Linked DNA regions of Homo sapiens: region 1 is linked to region 2. Evidence: chromatin loops called from intact Hi-C (ENCODE). Cell type or tissue: heart left ventricle. All regions are shown on one strand. Links, peaks and the distances in the headings refer to the core of each region. The heading gives the core; the rest is flanking DNA.

The links. Peaks named below come from ENCODE experiments on the same cell type or tissue, not always from the same donor. Only the 100,000 strongest peaks of a DNase experiment are listed, where the experiment ranks them.
Region 1: it touches region 2 in a loop (2.2-fold over the local background); 6 of 110 quality-filtered maps call a loop at or near these places.

Annotation. Positions count from the first base shown.
Region 1 is chr12:91,991,691-91,997,504 of GRCh38, forward strand. LINC01619 (long intergenic non-protein coding RNA 1619) reads right to left here. Exons shown (of 5, transcript NR_132341.1): 2 at 1,680-1,839. Among named protein-coding and RNA genes, the nearest start is that of LINC02404, 120 kb to the left of the region's middle. In heart left ventricle, for the core only: no CTCF peak of the experiment used is centred there; no DNase peak of the experiment used is centred there.
Region 2 is chr12:92,550,152-92,555,965 of GRCh38, forward strand. No RefSeq gene overlaps it. Among named protein-coding and RNA genes, the nearest start is that of LINC02397, 86 kb to the left of the region's middle. RefSeq lists enhancers at 1,731-2,170, 3,300-3,489. In heart left ventricle, for the core only: no CTCF peak of the experiment used is centred there; a DNase peak (open chromatin) is centred at 3,450; H3K27ac peaks cover 2,136 bases.

The DNA of each region.
Region 1 (5,814 bases), core at 380-5,379, 560 kb before region 2:
ACATGTGTCTGATTCTGAAAGCAGCACCTTGGCCCATATTTTCTCCCTTCTTTTTTTTCCTCTGCATTACTTTTTCCCCACATACTCTTCCAAAAATATGTACTTATTTTACTATTTTTACAAAATTTTTGGAATATAATTTTTACATATTTACTACATCTAGTTGATTGACCAATCAGTGTATTCTGTAAACCTCAGGAAAGAAGTCCTCTGGGTTGTTACAGGGCAGGCTGGATCCTGGGAGTCACTATTATCTCTCTTAGATAAATCAAGCTGTTTTCTACATGACTAGTTTATCTAACAATTCATTGGTCAGACATCAGATAGGAACTCTCCCCCATCCTCAATCCGCTTCCTACCCACCCTCAACCCCAAGAATTCTCTAAAGGCCACTAAAAATCAAAAAAACAACATCAGAATTAGCATTTGCTGGAAATTAGGAAAATAGTGACAGAATTCCCTAAACCTCCTTTTTTTCAAGTCTGACTTTTGTATTCCTTAGAGAAAACAAAGGCAAAACCCCTTAAAATTGTGTTTGGGGGATGGACCTTTCCTGCAAGCTTGATATTTTCCATCTGTGCATATATTTGGATGTCTAAGCATGTGTTTATAACATATAATCCCATTATTAAATATACAGAATAATAAGAAAATATATTGGAGAGAGGGAAAACTATTTACTCAAAGGATTTTTTTACATTAAAATAGAAATCTCTACTGCATTCTTTTGCAAAATAAATTGCTAGGAACTGTGAGATGCCCATTTTTCTTTCTAACTCAGACCAGACAGGCAGACTGAGAAACTAAGCAACCTATGGCAAAGGCAGAAGGAAGGTGTGCAATGAGGGAATGGGGCAGCTCAGCTGGTATGCTAATGAGCTCTCCTCAAAACCATTGGCCCAAAATGTCTTAAATGGACTTCCATTTATAAAAATTAAATGTACCCATTTTTAAACTCACATATATAACCTATAGAAAGATCTGCCTAGGTAGTAAACTTGAATATGTGTATCAATGAATGAGAACATTGGTCTATGGATGTCAAGTCTGGTATGTATCAGAAGCGCTTGGAGTGGTTTTTAACTTAGGTAATTTGGGCACCACAGCTGACAATTCTGATTTAGTGGATCTGGGAGGAATTCAGGCATGGGCATCTTAACAAGTCCTTCCGAATCCACCCACATCCAACCACCATGTACATATATACACGTGATTCTGAAACACACCTAATTCTAGGCTATTTAATGGAAAATGGTCGATAGTTCCTCTATGTTGAGGGAGACAAGGTAGACATTCCACAGGACACCCTGGAGGAAAGGAATCATTCCTGACTTGTCCAAGATGTTAACTAAAAGGTATATGCAATCTTTATAAGGAGAAACTGATGCCCACAGCTCCTTAACTAATGCATTTGGTTTATAGAGCGTATTTTATTTAAAATTTTAAAGGCTACTGAAATTCCTCTCTCGAAACTCTCCCTCACTTACATAACCTTAGCCCTATTCTTACATTACCTAGCCCATTCTCTTTACTTCTATTATTGCAGTTTCTGACACATAATTTCAAATGAAGATCGATAGATGCTTCTAAGGGAAAAAATGAAAAACATTAGCTTTTCTCAATGCTCATTAAATTCATATGCGCTCTCTTGGTCAGCTGGGGCTGCCATAACAAAATACCATTGACTGGGTGGCTTGAACAGCAGACATTCATTTCTCATGGTTCTTGAGGTTGAGAAATCCAAAATCAAGATACTGGCCAATTTGGTTCCTCGGTGAGGGCTCTCTTCCTGTCTTGCGGTCAGTCATCTTCCCACCGTATCTTCACATAGTCAGAGGTCTGGAGGCAGGGCACAGGGGAGAGAGAAGGAGAGAGCGAGCACTCTGATGTTTTTTTCCTCTACTTATAAGGACACTAATTCCACCATGAGAGCTCCACCCTCAAGGCTCCTAAATCTAATTACCTAAAGGCTTGCATATCCAAATATCATTACACTGGGAATTAGGGCTTCAACATATAAATTTCAGAAGGACACAAACGGTCTATAACATGTACAAGGATAAACATTATATTCTTCAGAGAAGAGGCCATAAGCACCAGCCAACACATTGATATGCCAGGCCATTGTTCCCCCTCAAATGAGTCATTCCCAGTGAGAAAATTAACTTATTTAAAAGAATGTGAATCAATCTTATTTTCAAAAGAAAAATGCCAATGTCAGTTTCCACTATATCAGTAATCATGTATTTGTAGAAACAGAATGCTAACAAAGAATAAAATTCAAAAATCCAGCACTCAAGTTACCAACTTGGTGACAGTTGCCTAGTTAGTGACATCAACTGTTCAAAGGGAAGCAGGGAAAAATGACTAAAGTTATTCAACCATCTCTTAAATCTGTAATTCTGTCTATGAATTAGCCACTCTACTTCATGCTTCATTGCATATTTTTTGGAGATAGCTAATTTTTCTGATTTAATTTATTTCTCTGAGTTTAGTTACTTTTCAGAACATATTTTATAGAAGTACTATAAAGGCTAGTAAACTTAAAAGATGTTTCCATTTATACATGCCAAGGGTAGAACAGTTTTCTTCTCCCCCTATATTTCCATTAGTTAATACTTTAAAAAGCCCGTGAAATAGCATCTATTCTGTCATTTTATTATCTGCTTGCTCCCCTCCAGCCATCATGGGAAAGATTTTAAGTACAGACATGCTATCAGATCTTTACTTCTGGAAATAAGGAGTTTCTGCAGTGAATAACAGTTACATTCTAATTATATTAATTCAGGCTGCAATTTCTTTGAAATATAAAGGACCTGCTGTCAGGGTGGTGTGGACAATGGAGGCTGAACATGTCAATGACATGACAAATTCCTCGAGCAGAGTGCCAGATGTATTGTTGCCCAGGATTCTTTTTTGAGAGCAAATTCAGTAAGCACTACCAGTGTCAACTCTGGAGTAAGGAATTGGTTCATTTGTTATCTTTCCAAGTTGCAGGTACATCTGCCAGAAGAGTCTGCCAACAGATGAATTGGTAATTAAAATCATTTCCGTGGCTATAGGGAGTGATTCCGAAATTGTTTCGCTTTTATTTCTTTCTTTTCCTGTGTAGAGGAAAAAATACTTTGGTGAATATTGATATGAATTTACCATGGGCAATACTAGAATTATGTGATTCATGAGTGCCTCACTATCCACATTCATACATGATCACCTTTGCTGGGATTTTAAGCTTTTCTTATAGAATTTTAAATTTCCATTCTTTGCCAGTTCTGTATGTTAGAATAATGCTTCATCTTATAAGTTCTTTGCAGATATAACAATACCTGATATAGGTCAAATACACTTAATAATACCACTCAATTTAAGAAACGGTATATTGTATCCCTTGCCTATTCAAGCTACTATGCTAAAATAAATAATAAATAATGTTGATAAATTTAAAATGTTGATAATTTAATTAAAATTAAAAATACATTATATAATATGAAGCAGGTGCTAGTGTAATATCTGCTCATAGTAGTTACCTAACAAATATCATTTTAGCTCTTCTTTTCTGTCCAGAAAGATACTACTTTGCCATCCACGTATCTATACCACATCACCATCATCATCATCACAACAATGAAAACAAAATAAACTAACATTTATTGACCATTTCCTATAAACAATCTAAGCATTTTATATGTATTCATTTACTTTATCCTTACAAAACTCTGCTTTGTATCCTTGTTGTACTATTGAGGAGGATCAGCCAAAGAGAAGTAACTTGCCCACACTGACACCACTAGGAAGTATCAGACCTAGAGATTTTACCCAAGTAGTCTGAATCTCAAGCACTCAAGCTTAACTACTTTCCAATAATGTCACGTAAGACCATATAAATAAATTAACTACAATAATTTTCCCAAATTGTGCAATAGCCCATTAATTGACTTGTCTTTTATTAGTCATTTGCTTACTCTTTTTTTCTTTTCTTCCTCTTCTCTTTCTCTCCTTCCTTCTTGTTCTTGTGTGTGTGTGTATATATAAAGAGATATATATTTATATATTATATATTACATATATAATATATATAACATATAATATATAATATATATTATATATTTATATAATATATATTACATATATAATATATATTATATATTGCATATATATCTATTATATATAATACATTACATATATTAGATATATAATACATTACATATATTATATATATATAATATATATGTAAAGAGAGACAGAGAGAGAGCTGCTTCTCTTTTTTAGCAACAAAGCAAGGTTTTCTACCATCCTCAGAAACTCAGAGGAGTCTTTATGAGAACTGCTAAATAGAAAATACTGTTCTAAAATTAAATTTTTAATTGTCTTATGGATTACTTTATTTAAAACTAGACAACAAAGTAGGTTTATAAATGTTGGTGACCTATGAGTTTACAATCAAGTTATTAGGATATGATGTGTGTATACATATATGGATATGTGCATGTAGGTACACATACATATATATAGCTATATATACACATATAATAGAGCATTGGAATACTTCAAATATGTTTAAATATGTGACGTCTTAGTGATCTTAACAGAAACAACAATTCATGTTTACCTCAGAGGAGAGAACCAACTCATTATTTTGCAAACTGCTAGATGAGGTAAAGAACAAAACATTTATCCTGGGTTTTGTTACTGTAGATACAAGTAGGAAATGGGGAGGGGAAGAAGTTTCTCCTTACAGAAATACCCTAGTCAATAAATGAAGAATGAATCGTTAGTGGATACATGTTATTTTATATTTGTCAAAACCTATAGAATGTATAACACCAAGAGTGAACCCAAAGAAAGGATGGACTTTGGGTGATAATAATGTGTCAATGTACATCCATCAATTGTAAACAGCTTACCACTCTAGTGAGGAATATCAATAATGAAGGAAGCTATGCATGGGTGGGAGCTGGGGGTACATGGGAATTTTACATACTTTCCACTCAACTTTGCTGCAAACCTAAAACTGCTCTAAAAAATAAAGTCAATTTTTTAAAATCATAAAATTAAGATATCACCACTTTGCAATAGCAAAAGAATTGATTAATCCAGGCAAAAATCCTCAATAGTTGTTAACATTTCACACATGCACATTTCCACTTATGGAAATATATACCACTATTTGTGAAGTAATCTTGCCAAAACCATGGAAGCAGAATCTGATCTCTAGCCGTAACTGTGAATTTAAAAGAAGTGCATTGTACAAGATGATGAATATGTTTGAGAACACATTAGGGATGGAATCAAGACAATTCAAATTATTAGAAAATCTTCAGTTAAAACAATCTCGTTTCTCCAATAAGACCAAGGAAAAGAAAAAAAAAGGGACCAAGAAAAAAAAAAGTAGAGATGAAGATAGAGCCTACAGGTTAAAAGAGACCCTAGAAATATATCAAATAATAATAAATCATGAACCTTGTTTAGATCTGGATTTGATTGTTAAAAAAATAGATGGTAAGATAATTGGAGATACGTGTATACTGACTACATATTAATTGATATTAGAAACTATTGTAATGTTTTTAGGTGTCATAATGGTATTTTATTTTAAAGAATCCCTATCTCTTAGAGACCCAAACTGAAAGATATATAGGTAAAAAGAAATTAATGCTTGGAGCTTTGTCTCAAAATAATGGGAAAAAGACCCAACCCAACTATATGCTGCATACAAGAAACTCATCTCACCTGTAAAGGGTTACAGAGGTTGAAAGTGAATGAATAGAAAAAGATATTGCAAGTAAATGGAAACCAAAAGGGAGCAGGAGTAGC
Region 2 (5,814 bases), core at 573-5,572:
TTCAGAAAGCCAAGACTGTGCCACTGCAGGCCAGCCTGGGTAAAAGAGCAAGACTCTCTCTCAAAAAAAAAAAAAAAGAAAAGAAAAGAAAAGAAGAAGAAACTAAGTGGAAACTCATCAATTCATCAATATACACAGGGAATGCATGCAAAGATTAGTGGGAACCTTAGCTCTAAGAATATACATATGTTCAGGGCCTTGACCCTGTACTCCAGACAATTAGCTCTGGGTGTGTCAATTTCAGACACTCTTCTTCACAGAGCCCCAGTCTCCTGCCCCATGTGCAACACTATCTGGAGCTCAGAGCCTTTGTACCCAATTTCACTTTTGCCAGTACTCTGCTTTATGACTGGACTCTGCCTCCATAACTAATAGATCAATTATGGTAGCACTTACAATCTGCCAGGGACATGTCTACATGCTTTATATCCTAAATCATTAAGATCCACAACCACCCTATTACTTAAGTATGATTATTACCACCAGTTCACAGACAAGAAAACTAAGCTACAGAGAGATCAAATGCCTTAACTGAGGTCACTCCACTCACTCCACTAGTAAGGGGTGATGTTGGGATTTGAATCCATGCAGTTGGCTCCACAGTTCACACTATTAAGCAGATGTTTCTCTAGGAAGCTTTTTTATCCACTTACTGAGAGGCTGGGGGAAAGAGTTCCAGAAAGCAACCACCTGACTCATGAGCAGTGACCATTCTCTGGGATATGACCCACCCACTTCACTGATACCTAGTGCTCATCACTTTGACAAATACAACTAAGATTGTTTCCTGCCTTGGGTTTCATGATTGCAATTTTCAGAGCTGGCCTCTGGATAAGGTCCTTTTTCTAGACATTATTATGCCCCATATTTGTATTTGTCAGGAAACTGGAGAGTTTATTCCAGGAACTAATTTGAAATTATAAGAATTTTTTTTCGTCCGTCAGAATAACCATTCATGAAAAGATAATGCATACATCAGTGAAGGAAGGTTCTTAAAATGGGTCAGCCAGAAAAAGGAAGAATTAAATTGGATGGCATGATTACATAGGACAACCAAGGACACCAAAGGGGCCCAAAGAAAAGAGAGCCCATGAAGAAATAGAACTGACCAGCATGAAGGTTGTACTTGGATGTTTAATGTGAAGCTGTGTTCGGTTGCCTTTTTCAGATGGAGAGAAGACGGTCCCAGTCTTCTAGGTCTGGGAAGCCAGGTCTACTATGGAGGCCTTAACTCCTGTGTGGAAAAGGCTGAGGTAGCACATTTCACCATAGGAGGAAGAAGAGACACCAGTGAAGGATACACAGCAGTAAGAGATATGGAAAAGAACAAGGGTAATGAATGGTAATTAATTCATTTATTTGCCCATTCATTCATTCTACGAATATATATGGAGCACCTACTGTGTGCTACCCTCTGGGGCAGATTTTGGCTTCAGGGAGCTTACTTGACAGTTGGGACCCAGAAAATGAGCAAAGCAATTGCCCCTTTCTTCCTGTGTACATATCAGAGGGGTAGATGGAGTGAATGCTGTGAGAACATAGGACAGGAATGAACCTTCTGTCAGGGTCTCATGAAAGCCCGGGTTGGTGAGTTTTAAAATGAGACCTGCAAAATGAGAAGGAATCTGTCACACAAAATGTAGGGAGAGAGGGTAAGGAAGAAGAACATTTCAAAAAGAAGTGTTGTTGTTTATTCCCCAAAGATGGCCAGAAAAGTGACTAAGAAAAGATCACAGGACTCCAGGTTGCCTGGGCAATCTCTGAGAGCCCTGTCTAGGGTGAAGTGGGAGTGAGACCAACAGAATAGTGTTAAGGGGACAGCTTATGGCAGGAAATGGGGACAAGCAATGCATGTGATTTGTCTGAGCTGGAGTGGGGGAGGATGAGCTTGGTTTTGCTATGTCAGGCCATTAGTTGGGGCAATTTTCAGTTTCCATTTGAGCCTGAGCCTGGAGTAGGTGCATTCCAGATATGCAGAAATCATGACCATGGAATGATTCATCTCCAGTTAGCTCCCTCAAAAATTCCCCACAGTCACTATCTGACACCTTTTCCTCAGGCCTCCACCTTGCACCTCCCCTGCCCCCTCCAGAATGACTTTGTGTCATTCTTCACTGAGAATGAGGCCATCAGAGAAAGCCTTCCTCATTTCTCCCTTTTCTACCTCTTTATTTCTCTAGATCTTCACCCTCCCTTTTTGGGAGAGGAACACTTCCTCCCTCCTGCAACCTTCCTCCACCTATCTATACTCAAACATTAACTACTAATGTGATCAAAGAATCATTATTCCTTCATTCCATAAATAACTCCACACCAGCACTTGATCCCTGTCTTCCTTTCTCTTCTGTAACTTGTACCACAAATCATGCTTGTTTATTTAATTTCTCCCTCACTACCACCATCTATTTCTAAACCAACAGCCTACTCAAGTCTGCCTGCTTCCCAAGAGTCCTCACTCAATCCTGCTTATCTTTTTGGCCAACCTCCAACTCTCTGGAATTTGACCTCAGGACTTCTTGGAGATGATTGGATGGCTGTTTTTACCTTCTAGTGACCCACTCACTCCTCAGCCTTTATCATCTGACTTTCCAGCCTGCCTATGTGTTTTTTACCCTGTTGCAGCCCCTGCCACCACCCCAGAATGCTGTTCTGTTGCACTCCTACCCGCTATGGGACTGTGTACCTGCCAGGCCTCTAGATGCTGCATCCCTCTCCTTGACCCTCATCTGAAGCCCAACCCTATGCCAATCTATAGAATGAACCCCAATTCAGACAAAAGAGATGTCAAGGTAACCAACTCCACCCTCTGAGATCCACGACTAGCCAAGGCTTGCCATTGCTCCACGTTACATCTCTGTTGTGAGAGCCATCTTGATTCTCATGTGTGAGCCCAGATTTGGCTCTAAGACTGATCTCTTAGTTTCATTCCTGTTCAACCTATTTGTTGAGCATGTATTATGGGCCAGACTCTGGCACACAACTCCTACACATGATTACCCCTCCCGTTCACAACACGGCGATGCTGGAGAGCCCTACATAGTCAGCAGACCCATGCTACAGAGGGTTTGAGGAACTCTTCCAAGGACACACAGCCATTCCATGGTGGAACCAGAACTCAAACAGGCATTCTGATTTTAGAGCCTTTGCTCAATAAATAGTTATAACAGAAGAGAGAGTGGAGACGTGTGTGTGTGTGTGTGTGTGTGTGTGTGTGTGTGTGTGTGTAGGGGTAGAAGATAGTGGTGGGGGAGCTTTCTGAGACCCTGCTACTCATGCCAGATTTTCTGGTCCTGATTAGCTACTGCCTGGCTGCCAGAAGCTGTTATTATCACTCACTCCCGTGCTCCTGTCACTGGGCTTGTGGAAACTTGCCCTTCCTTCTGCTCTCGGTCTCTGATGCTGACAGCTATGCTGGAAAATCCCATGCTGGCCACTGCCACACTTACCAGAGGCATATTGTACGTGCTGGTCTGGACTTCCTGCCTGACCCCTACGTGTCCTGTGCCTGCCCCTTCACAGGAGGTCGGTCTACTTCCTGGCCAGGGCCTTTCCAGCCTGTCTCACCCCTGTGCAGGTAACAGAGCTCTTTTCTCTGCCACCACTTCCCCACGGAGTCTTTTCCATGGTTCTCCCTGACAGAATTCATGCTACATAGTCTTTGTTAACTCATGGCATGCACTTTCTTCCTGCTTCTTTCCTCAATTTATGTGAGATTAAGTTAATACCAACCTATCTTGTTAACCCCTTCTAATACGTAATCTTCTTTATTTTAAAATTTAAATGTTTGTTATATTGAATTCAGTAACTAGAACATTCTCCTCCAAAATAAGAATGGTACAAAAACCTCAAATAAGTAAGTCTGTTGGGGAAAACAAGTTCCCCCAAAGAATAAATCTACCAGGAGAGTAAAAACGATGATAATCAGAACAATGATCAATAATCACTATTGTCAAAGTGCCTGGCAATCACCAAACACCAGATTCATCGGCTCTTCACCGTCCTGTAGGATGACTTCTGTGACTTGCTAAAACCCACACAATAAGTATAATGGTGACAAGACTCAACTCCCAGGCTCTGACATTAAGTCCTATTGTCTTCCTAAAATGCTCCTTAAAGAGAGGATTTCTGTCTCACATGGTCATCTGGATCATTTGAAAACTTCAAGCAGAAAGTCCCAAGGTCACCATTAAATGTTTTCCAAGATTACACATCTTCAAACAGAAACCCAAAATAATGAAAACCAGGAACCAAGACTTCCAGCTTCTCTAATGAGAGTAAGTCTTAGTTCTTTTTCCTTACTCCACAAGAAAAATTATATCTCCCAAGGGGAGTTATGGGCTTTCCAAAAGAGGAGCAAAGGGATTTGAGCTTAGGAAATGAAACTTTGCTCAGCACTCTTCAGGAATGACGTTCTCCTTCCTCCCCTATAACAATGCAAGTGCACATTCATTTTCTTACATTTTAAATCACTGAACAAAAAGGCCTAGTTTTATTTATCCTGCTGCTGCCACTGTGGCAAAACTAAATGTGTGGTGCATAAACTGTTTATAAATCTTGTCTCCAACAAGAGAACTGAGTGTGCACTTTTTGAGGACCTTAGTTCATTCAGAATGATGAGAAAATTTGGGAGAAATTTTTCTCTTGATATAAGAGCTGTATAGGCCAAATGGACTTCCTTTTCTGGCCTAAATGCTGTGTTTATAAAAATGGTGTGCTGTAAATAGCAAAGTATAGAAGTGAGAAATTATGCCTCTGCTGAATAAACCACACTCCCGGCCGACTGACTCCCTGCTTCTTCAAAGTGAAGAAACATTTGTTCCTATATCTTGTGAACAACAAGCTGGATCCATTGAAAATGCCAGATAACATTGATCTTGGGGAATAAGAAAACAACCTTTTTAAAGGTCAGAACTGTCTTAGTTTTTAATGGATTATTGGTTGATGAATTCTTTCATGAAATATTTCTCTAATGCCTTCTGTGTCGAGAACCATTCCAGGATCCAAATATACCCTTGCTTCCATTTTCTGCATCAGGGTCAGTGATCCTGCTGAAAGGTTAATTTCATTATACCACATCAGTCTCCTGCTCCAAACCTCTCACTGGTTTCCCTCTGCACTTAGAACAACTTCCAACTCCTTCCTGCCATGTACAAGGCCCTGTCTTCTCAGGTGGCCTCATCACTCACCTCCTTCACACTGTACCCCACCCCAGCCACACTGGCCTTCCCACCAGGCTCATTTTCAACTCAGTGTTCTCCCACGTGCTGCGGCCACTGCAGGGGCACTCTCCCCGAGGCTTCTCCCTCATGGGACTGGCATCTCCTCACCTCTCAGGTCTCCACTCAAATATCACCTCCTGGACCTGGCGCAGTGGCTCATGCCTGTAATCCCAGCACTTTGGGGGGCCAAAGTGAGTGGATCACCTGAGGTCAGGGGTTTGAGACCAGACTGGCCAACATGGTGAAACCCCGTCTTTACTTAAAATACAAAAATTAGCCAGGCATGGTGACACATGCCTGTAATCCCAACTACTCAAGAGGCTGAGGCACAAGAATCTCTTGAACCCAGGAAGCAGAGGTTGCAGTGAACCAAGATCGCACCACTGCACTCCAGCCTGGGTGACAGAGCAAGACTCCATCTCAAAAAATAAAAATTAAAAAATCACTTCCTAGGAGGTGATTCTTTTTCTAAATTTGCTCTTCCTTCTCTATTTTCTATCCCCTTACCCTGCCCCCTTTATTTTATAAATAGTAATTATCACTCTCATAAACCTTTTTTATTTTCCTGTTTACTAATTTATTATCTATTTCCTCC